2 separate regions of the Homo sapiens genome follow, and region 1 is linked to region 2. Evidence: read pairs that join two places in POLR2A ChIA-PET (ENCODE). Cell type or tissue: A673. All regions are shown on one strand. Region 1 overlaps TBC1D2 (TBC1 domain family member 2). Region 2 overlaps ANKS6 (ankyrin repeat and sterile alpha motif domain containing 6).

Region 1 (5,000 bases), 520 kb after region 2:
TTTCACCTGTAGCCCAGATACTGAAACCAAAGAGGTGAGACAGAAAAAGCCAGCACAACTTCTGGGTGCCCAGTGGTGCCCCCAGGCACTCAGAATGCCGCTAGGAGAGCCGCTGTCCATCTGAGACCCTCATTAGAGTCCCATTCATCAGCTGGGAAGATGGGCACCTGGAATCCCAGGAGCTACCCCTGCGAGGTACCTTCCTGTGTTTCTTTAGTGGGAAGGCACCTCCTGTCTACCTCAAACTTCAGGAGGACATGGGAATTTGGGGTCTTATCCTAGCTGATCTGGCCATTGCCAGTGGCTTTCGTGACTCTTTAGGAATTTCTATCTCAAACACTGCGAGATGCTCTTGAGAGCACATTGCAGACAAATCCCTGCCCTTGGGCACCTCACCATCTAGTGGGGAAGAGAAGATGTGAGCATGGGAACTGCTGGTATGAAGCGCGGCCCCAGGACTGTGCTGAGCCTTCCCATGTGTTATCTCTGTCCTTACAATAGTTTTCATCCCCTTACTCTGAAAGGGAAACTGAGGTTCTCAGAGTGTCTGCATGCTCAGGGTCTCCCAGGGGCTAAGCCAGCATTTGAGGAGCTCAGAGGAGTTGGGTGACTTGCCCATGCGCAGGCAGCTGGAAAAGCCAGGATTGGGGCCCTAACCTCCTTCTCCAAGTCTAGAGGCTGGGCTGCCTCCTCTCTTCCATAGTCTCATGGTGAGGCCCACTATGAGACACAAGCACCAAAACTGCTCTTGAGAAAAAATGAATGCACTCCCTGTGTACCCCCTGGTGTCATATTAAACCACAGGTTGACTTCAATACCCATTAAGCCATTATCTGTCCCCATACCTGCAGCACTGGCCCCACAAGAGGTTTGGGCTCTAGGAGATAGCACCAGATGGCTGATTGGCCGGGGACTGACCCTTGGAGTTGACAGAACTCCACCCAGCCTGAAGGCCGTCTGCTCTGGCAGATGGAAGGCTGTTGTCTGTGGTGATGTTGGCCATCTGTTGGCGGCTGGGAATGATGAACCCCTCTGGGACCCTGCCTGCGGCCCTCTGGGGCCACCTTAGTTCAATCAGGATTACTGGGTAAAGGAACGTAATTTTTTAGGAAACTCAGTGGGGCAACGTATAGCCTCTTACTTTCCTAGAACTCCAGCCAAAAACTTCAGAGGACATGAAAGAGGGCTGGGAGGTACCTTGGCCATGTCAGCTTGGGGAGGGACACTTGGCACTTTCTCTTTCATGCTAGAGGCAGTTCTGAGCAGAAGAGGAAGCTTTAGCCCCATTCATGAGAAAGCTGAGGTTCAATGAAGAGGCCACCTGAGCTACCCTCCTTAGAGTCACCTCGTTAGATACACCCCCCACGGATCCAGAATGGGAACCGAGGCCTGTGCAACTCCAAAGCCCATGCCCCTTCATCTGACCCCTGTAGGGCCCACCACTGATGAAAGTAGCAATGCTCTAAAAAGATAAAGGATTATTTTTTAAAGATGATTTATTGGCTTTTAAAAATTTAAATAAAGTGACAACTTATGACCACGTATCAAAATCTGAGATGAACCAAACAACTCGATTGAGAAATATTAAAAGTACCACTTGGGCCGGGCATGGTGGCTCACACCTATAACCCCAACACTTTGGGAGGCCAAGGTGGGAGGATCTCTTGAGCCCAAGAGTTCAAGACCACCCCGAACAACATAGGGAGACCCTGTCTCTACAGAAAATAAAATAATTAGCTGGGCAATGTGGTGCATGCCTGTAGTCCCAGCTACAAGGGAGACTGAGGCAAGAGAATCTCTTGAGCCCAGGAGGTTGAGGCTGCGGTGGGCCGTGATTGCGCCACTGCACTCCAGCCTGGGCAACAGAGTGAGACCCTGTCTCAAAAAAAAAAAAAAAAAAAAGAAAAGAAAAAAAAACACTTCAAAAAGCTTAATTTCATCAACCCCTCTATTTTTCTTTTCTTTTCTTTTCTTTTTTTTTTTTTTGAGATGGAGTCTCGCTCTGTCGCCCAGGCTAGAGTGCAGTGGTGCGATCTCAGCTCACTGCCAGCTCCGCCTCCCGGGTTCACACCATTCTGCCTCAGCCTCCTGAGTAGCTGGGACTACAGGCACCCGCCACCACGCCTGGCTAATTTTTTTGTATTTTTAGTAGAGACGGGGTTTCACCATGTTAGCCAGGATGGTCTCGATCTCCTGACCTCGTGATCCGACCGCCTTGGCCTCCCAAAGTGCTGGGATTACAGGCGTGAGCCACCACGCCCGGCCCAACCTATTTTTAAGAATTGGTCCTAAGACATTGCTTATAATCCAGACTTTAGGTTTCTTGAATTCATGACATTCTCACTCCTCATCTTACAAGTCCTACTGAGGCTCCCTCCCTCTGCCCTGGTTCCGTTCTTTTAAGCCTATTTTATTCTGGTACAAGAATTCTGGGGGTGGGAGGAGAGCCTCCTGGGCTGGTGTCTCAGTCTTAGATTCTGGGAGCCAAATGCGGGAAGGAGACAGCTAGATGTAATGAAATAAGCTTCAGAGTCAACTAACTCCCCAAATTGAGGGAAAGACACCCACTGGTCCTGCTCCTAGGGCAAGTCTGAACAATGATGTCTGTTGGTTATTTCCCTGGGCAGTCATCCAAGGTAACCTCCAAATCTCAGCTGAAGCAGAAAATGGCCTAGGCCCCCAGTTTTCCTGGAACCACAGGAATGTTAATCTCTCTCCACTGAGCCCTGAGAAGCTGACTTCTTCATTCTGGACGTTCCAAACATTCCCTTTTGGTTTGCAATCACTGTGCTGTCCTCACCCCAACTTCCTGCCACACCCCAGGGCTCCCACAGCTCCATGGTAGCTCTTTCCTTCCTCCAGGTCTTTACTGGGGCTGTAGCTTGGCCACATCTGGAGGGCCATCCCCACCCTCATCTCCCACCTGCTGCTCGACCATCTCTGGCCCTTCTCATTCTTCACAGTTTCTTTTAAATGCTCTGGACTGGTATTCCCCACAACCTCCACCCCAGACAGAAGTCATTGCCTTTCCCACAAACACCCTTGTTCCCCTGACTTGCAGTAGATCATTCCACTGTGGTGGGTCATGTTCATTCCCACCAGCCTTTGCAGTCCTTGGAGGTGGGAACTCTCACCACTCCCTCTCTGGGCCACGGCACCTGGCTCAGGGCCTGGCCTGGCACCGAGTGGTGCTTGGTAAAGGTTGGATGGATGGATGGGCATGTGGAAGGAAAAGAGAGAACCAGAGAAAGGATGGTCACTAGTCCTAAGGTTTCAGAAGATGCAGGCTAATGTGGTCTTGTCATTAGCTTCTCCAAAAAAGTCATGGTTTTTGGCAGTTTTCCTCCAATATAGAATTGTTCTTAGCAAATAAGGCTATCCAGCCAATCCACTCATTTTAATACTTTGGTGTGGTATAGTTGACATGTCTCTAGGAAACCATGTTTTTCCAAATGAGAAGCACAGAGCAGGGCAGTGTTGCCTGAAAGTCATACCTACCTGGTATTAGTTCCACGTGGACCTGGCTGCTGATGTCCTGATCCTGGCCCAGAACAAATTCACATCCCTGCTTTGGGACAGATAGGCCTGAGTCCAGGCGTGGCCCTCCCTGGGGAAATTACAGGCTTAAAGGCACAGGGAGCTGAGCAGACCTTGAGTTCCTGTGTGAATTAGTTGCCCCTGCTGAGGAATAAATCAAGCTCTATTGTTTCTGAACTTTCTAGAGTTCCTTCCACCAGCTTTGCAGGCATCGGCTGGTGGGCTGAAGGTAACTAGGCACAAATGGCTTGAATGAGGTCCTCTGTGTGTGGCTTTACATGGGGATTGCCAGTGTATTTCCTCTTTAACCCTGACTCAACTTGATTGGTAGTGACTGGCTGCTATATTGAGAATGATTCTGAGGCCTCAACTAGGGTAGGCTGTGCAGGAAGAAGTATGGGAGATTAATTAGTGATGTCTGCCACAGGGATGAGAGGGAAGAGTAATGCCACATAGCTGCCACCCCTGGTTTTCTTAGTTACTGAGCACAGGCTTTGGAATCTAGCCAATTGAGATTGAATTCCATTCTACTCTCTGCTGGGCCTCAGTTTGTTCATCCCTGAAATGGATGTGTATATGTCAGGGTATGGGTTCAGCTGCTGTGACAAAAACATCTCCACTGGGTGTGGTGACTCATACCTGTAATCCCAGCACTTTGGAAGGCCAAGGTGGGCAGATCATTTGAGTCCAGGAGTTTGAGACCAGCCCGGCAACATGGCAAAACCCCTTCTCTACAAAAAAATACAAATATTAGCCTGGTGTGTTGGCATGTTCCTGTGGTCCCAGCTACTTGAGAGGCTAAGGTGGGAGGATCAGCTGAGCCCAGGAGATTGAGGCTACAGTGAGCCATGTCTGTGCCACTGCACTCCAGGCTGGGTAACAGAGGGAGACGCTATCTCAAAAAAAAAAAGTTTCAAAGCACTGTGGCCCAAAACGAGTGAGAGGTTTCTCATTCACATTAAAGAACCCAGAGGTAGGTGAGCAACTCTGAGCTGGGGGGCAGCCCTTTCTCAACATGTACCTTCTGCTGTGGGTCTGAGGCGGCCACTCTAGTTCCTGCCACTTCCCAGCCAGAAGCAAAGAGAACTGGACCAGAGGAGCGTGTATCTAGTGGTTTTAAAGGTAGGACCCAGAAGCTGCCCATCTCACTTTTCATTTCCCATTTAGGCAGAATAGTTACTTGGCTACACCTCACCATGGCTTGGCTGGGAGATGCAGTTTTAAGCTGGGGAACCATGTGCCCAGCTAACAGTCACTTGAACAGAGAAGGAGAAAGTGAGTGTCAGGATGAGATGCCGCAGGGATGCTGCTGGGCACCTCTCACGGTTGTTAGGAGAACTACTGATAACATATACCCCACTGTGGCGCCCAGCAGGCCCTCCCTGAGCTCACAAGATTCTTCCCTCTCCCTGCCCAGGAGCTAGTGAAGATCCTGCACAAGGCACTGGAGGCCGCCCAGCAGG
Region 2 (5,000 bases):
TGCTTTTTTTACACAATCAATAAGATTGAGCATTTTGGCCTAAAATTTTTTAAGTGAGTATTAACTAAAAACCTGGCTCATAATGTAATAACATCAGCAAGTCTTATTAAGCATAGTAATATTAGCAAAACGTTGTGGACCCTCAGCCTGCAAGCCACGTCACTTCCAGATGAACCCACCCCAGTATTGGAATTGTAATGTGTGCTCGAGTCTGCTCATTAGTTTGTTAGTTTCGGATGAGTTATATATTGGAGGTTTACCAGAAATGAGGAGTTAGTTGGTCCTAAGTCATTGTTTCTTTTTGTTGCCCTTTTTTTTGTGATTGTCAATGCAGTGCATATTGATTTTATTAAATTTACACAGTACCAAAATGGTGAAAAGAATTTTTTTAAGAAATCACAATCCAATCACTCAGAGGCCAACATTGTTCACCTTTGGGCAGATTACTCTGCAGTGTTTTGTGTCCTTTTTTTTGTTTTTTCTTTTTTAAAGAGATGGGGTCTTCCTGTGTTGCCCAGGCTGGCCTCAAACTCCTGGCCTCAAAGGATCTTCCCACCTCAGCCTCTTGAGTAGCTTGGATTATAAGCACCCATCACCACACCCTTAAATTTTCGTAAAATATAACTGAGATAAATTTGGGTCCGTATTTATATCCTGCTTTCTTTAATATGCAATATATGCAGCTATTCATGTCATTAAGAACTCTTTTTCATATAAATTTGCATAGATGTGCTAAAATTAATTTTTAAAAAATTCCTACCTGTTGGTTATGTAGATTTTCAAACTTTGTATAAATGGTGCTGCAATGGACAGCTTTGTGTCTAAGGCCTTCTAATCCTCACAGTAGATGTCTGAAAGTGGAATTACTGAGTCAAAGAGTCAGAATCAAGGTATATGTACATCTGAATAACTTTCCGGAAAGAGCCAGTGAACAGTTCCACTAGCTGTGAGTGTGTGAGAGTTTGTTATTCGTTTCACTGCAGCTTTGCCAGTATTACTATCAGTTTGTTTTTTAATCTTTATTAATTTGATAGGCAAAAAAAGGTACCTTGTTTTAATTTGCATTTTTTGAGATGCTAGATAGTTGAACCTTTTTTCTACATTTAATAGCTGTTTTTTTTCCTTTTGAGAATTATCAGGCAGGTCCTTTGAAACTCAGGGGTTTTTAAAGGGCAATTATTGTTATCATCTTCAATCAGTTGTGGATGCAGGAAACAATTATGGTTTTAATCATCTACAGCTCCCTCCTAAGGTTAGCAGGCAGCGAGGGCCGGAACCCTGTCTTGCCCTGACCTCATTTCTCAGGAAATTAAGGCTAAGATGGTGTTTAATAATAAAATTGCTGTCAACCCTTCCATTTACATTTTAGCCCTCTGCAGTTTGCACAGTGCCACCCCATTCATTATCTCAGGGTGAGCTTCAGTGCAGCGCTGGCAGGTAACATCCCCATTTGACAGATACTTAGCGGAAAAGGGGCGGGCCTGCGATCCTGGCGCTAATCAGTGGTAGAGTGGGGATTCCAGATCCTCTGACTTGGCATCCAATGCTCTGTCATACCCTCCAGCCTTTGGATTGTGTTGATGGAATCTGGAGGGCATTTTCCCAGCTTATTTAAAATTGTTTGGATTGGTTGGGATGAAGGGAGAATCTTACTGTCCTCTCGAGTCTAGGAGGCCTCATCAGCACAAGAGGTGTCTGTGTGGGGGTCTGGAGAGGGGCCCCTCTGGGCTATGGGGAGTCCATGAAATGAAAGAAAGTTTGAAGTCTGGGCTCATTCAGTGGATTTTTCCCCCTTTTCACTCTTAGTAGAGAACAGTCTGCCAGAGATGATACATTTTTAATTTACTTTACATTTTGACCATATTTATTAATTTTTAAAAATATGTTTAATCCCACTTTGGGAGGCCGAGGCGGGCGGATCACGAGGTCAGGAGATCGAGACCATCCTGGCTAACATGGTGAAACCCCGTCTCTACTAAAAATACAAAAAATTAGCCGGGTGAGGTGGCGGGCGCCTGTAGTCCCAGCTACTCGGGAGGCTGAGGCAGGAGAATGGCGTGAACCCCAGGGGGCGGAGCCTGCAGTGAGCCGAGATTGCGCCACTGCACTCCAGCCTGGGCGACAGCAAGACTCCGTCTCAAAAAAAAAAAAAAAATGTTTAATCCACTGCTGCCCTCTGAGGATAGGATCTGTCTGCCTCCAGCTACCCACACAGGGTCTGTTGGGGAAATGTGCTAAAATTAATTTTTAAAAAATTCCTACCTGTTGGTTATATAGATTTTCAAACTTTGTATAAATGGTGCTGCAATGGACAGCTTTGTGTCTGAGGCCTTCTAATCATCTCACAGCCGTCACCTGAGGGACTGTTATCATCCCTCTTTTGTAGATGAGGAAACCAAGGCCCAGGGAGATTAAGTATCTTGCTCAGGGTGACCCAGCTAGCAAATAGGAGAAATGGGCTCCAAACCTAGACTGTGACAGGGTCTCGCTCTGTTGCCCAGGCTGGAGTTGACCTCCTGGGCTCAAGCGATCCTCCCACCTCAGTCTCCAAGTAGCTGGGACTACAGGTGCATGCCACATGCCCAGCCCAGTTTCTATTCGTTGTTGTTGTTGTTGTCGTTGTTGTTGTTTTTAATTTTTTATTTCCATAGATTATTGGGGAACAGGTGGTGTTTAGTTACATGAGTAAGTTCTTTCGCAGTGGTTTGTGAGATTTTAGTGCACCCATTACCCAAGCAGTATACACTGCCCCCTATATGTAGTCTTTTGTCCCTCACCCCCTTCCCATCCTTTCCCCCTCTGTCCCCCAAAGTCCACTGTGTCATTCTTAATGCCTTTGCATCCTCCTAGCTTAGCTCCCACTTACAAGTGAGAACATATTATTTTTGGTTACTTCAGTCCTGAGTTACTTCACTTAGAATAATAGTCTCCTTCACTTAGAATAATAGTCTCCAATCTCATCCAGGTCACTGCGAATACCATTAATTCATCCCTCTTTATGGCTGCGTAGTATTCCATCATATATATATCACAGTTTTCTTTATCCACTCGATGATTGGTGGGCATTTGGGTTGGTTCCATGACTTTGCAGTTGTGAATTGTGCTGCTATAGGCATGTGTGTGCAAGTATCTTTTTCATATAATGGCTTCTTTTCCTCTGGGTAGATACCCAGTGGTGGGATTGCTGGATCAAATGGTAGTTCTACTTTTAGTTCTATAAGGAATCTCCACACTGTTTTCCATAGTGGTGGTACTAGTTTATATTCCCACCAGCAATGTAGAAATGTTCCCTTTTCACCACCTCCATTCCAGCATCTACTGTTTTTTTTTTTATTTTATTTTTTTGTTATGGCCATTCTTGCAGGAGTAAGGTGGTACCACATTGTGGTTTTGATTTACATTTCCCTGATCATTAATGATGTTGAGCATTTTTTCATATGTTTGCTGGCCATTTGTATATCTTCTTTTGAAAATTGTCTATTCATGTCCTTAGCCCACTTTTTGATGGGATTGTTTGTTTTTTTCTTGTTGATTTGGTTGAGTTCATTGTAGATTCTGGATATTAGTCCTTTGTCAGATGTATAGATTGTGAAGATTTTTTTTCCCACTCTGTGGGTTTTCTGTTTACTCTGCTGACTGTTCCTTTTGCCATGCAAAAGCTCTTTAGTTTAAATAAGTCTCAGCTATTTACCTTTGTTTTTATGCATTGCTTTTGGGTTCTTGGTCATGAAATCCTTGTCTAAGCCAGTGTATAGAAGGGTTTTTCCAATGTTACCTTCTAGAATTTTTATAGTTTCAGGTCTTAGATTTAAATCTTTAATCCATCTTGAGTTGATTTTTGAATAAGCTGAGAGTTGAGGATCTAATTTCATTCTCCTACATGTGGCTAGCCAGTTATCCCAGCACCATTGGTTGAAAAGGGTGTCCTTTCCCCACTTTATGTTTTTGTTTGCTTTGTCAAAGGTCAGTTGGCTGTAAGTATTTGGGTTTATTTCTGGGTTCTCTATTCTGTTCCGTTGGTCTATGTGCCTATTTTTTATACCAGTACCATGCTGTTTTGGTGACTATGGCCTTATAGTATAGTTTGAAATCAGGTAACGTGATGCCTCCACATTTGTTCTTTTTGCTTATTCTTGCTTTGGCTACGCGGGCTCTTTTTCAGTTCCATATGAATTTTAGAATTGTTTTTTCTAATTTTGTGGAGAATGATGGTGATATTTTTATGGGAATTGCATTGAATTTGTAGATTGCTTTTGACAATATGGGCATTTTCACAATATTGATTCTCTCCATCCATGAGCATGGGATGTGTTTCCACTTGTTTGTGTCATCTATGATTTATTTCAGCAGTGTTTTCTAGTTTTCCTTGTAGAGGTCTTTCACCTCCTTGGTTAGGTATATTCCTAAGTATTTTTTTTTTTTATTTTTTTGCAGCTATTATAGAAGTGGTTGAGTTCTTGATTCGATTCTCAGCTTGGTCACTGTTGTTGTATAGAAGAGCTACTGATTTGTGTACGTTAATCTTGTATCCAGAAACTTTGCTGAATTCTTTTATCAGTTCTAGGAGCTTTCTGGAGCTGTCTTTAGGGTTTTCTAGGTAAACGATCATGTCATCAGCAAACAGCGACAGTTTGACTTCCTGTCTGATTGCTCTGGCTAGGACGCAGTCTCTGTTCTTAACCTCTGAGTATTGCTGCCTCCGAGCCTGGAATGCAGTGATGATGTTTTCTGGGCTTAACAGAACATTCACATCCACCCTCTTTTCTCATCTGAAAATGTGTGTATAGGGGGCAGGGGGCGTTGTAGGAATAGAGTGAGAAGTGAATCTCTGTGAAGACAAATCCGGCAGCTTTTGGGCAAAGGGAAGCAAAGGCAGTTTAAACTCTTATCCTGTAGCAGAAGGACACTTGGCTCCCATTGAATTATCTGGAAATCTAAGGACTGGAAAGATGCACAGAGGCGCAGGAAAGGAGACCTCGAATCCGGGCCGTGCGACTCGG

What was found. ChIA-PET counts read pairs that join two places held together with the same protein. Peaks named below come from ENCODE experiments on the same cell type or tissue, not always from the same donor. Only the 100,000 strongest peaks of a DNase experiment are listed, where the experiment ranks them.
Region 1: POLR2A ChIA-PET joins it to region 2 with 14 read pairs; 2 of 35 experiments call an interaction of 5 or more read pairs at or near these places.

The regions. Positions count from the first base shown.
Region 1 is chr9:98,221,183-98,226,182 of GRCh38, reverse strand. TBC1D2 (TBC1 domain family member 2) reads left to right here. Exons shown (of 13, transcript NM_001267571.2): 6 at 4,955-5,000. Among named protein-coding and RNA genes, the nearest start is that of MIR6854, 5.5 kb to the left of the region's middle. RefSeq lists an enhancer at 2,314-3,513. In A673, no CTCF peak of the experiment used is centred here; a DNase peak (open chromatin) is centred at 2,672; H3K27ac peaks cover 1,887 bases.
Region 2 is chr9:98,736,914-98,741,913 of GRCh38, reverse strand. All of the region lies in intron 14 of ANKS6 (ankyrin repeat and sterile alpha motif domain containing 6), which reads left to right. Among named protein-coding and RNA genes, the nearest start is that of GABBR2, 30 kb to the right of the region's middle. In A673, no CTCF peak of the experiment used is centred here; no DNase peak of the experiment used is centred here.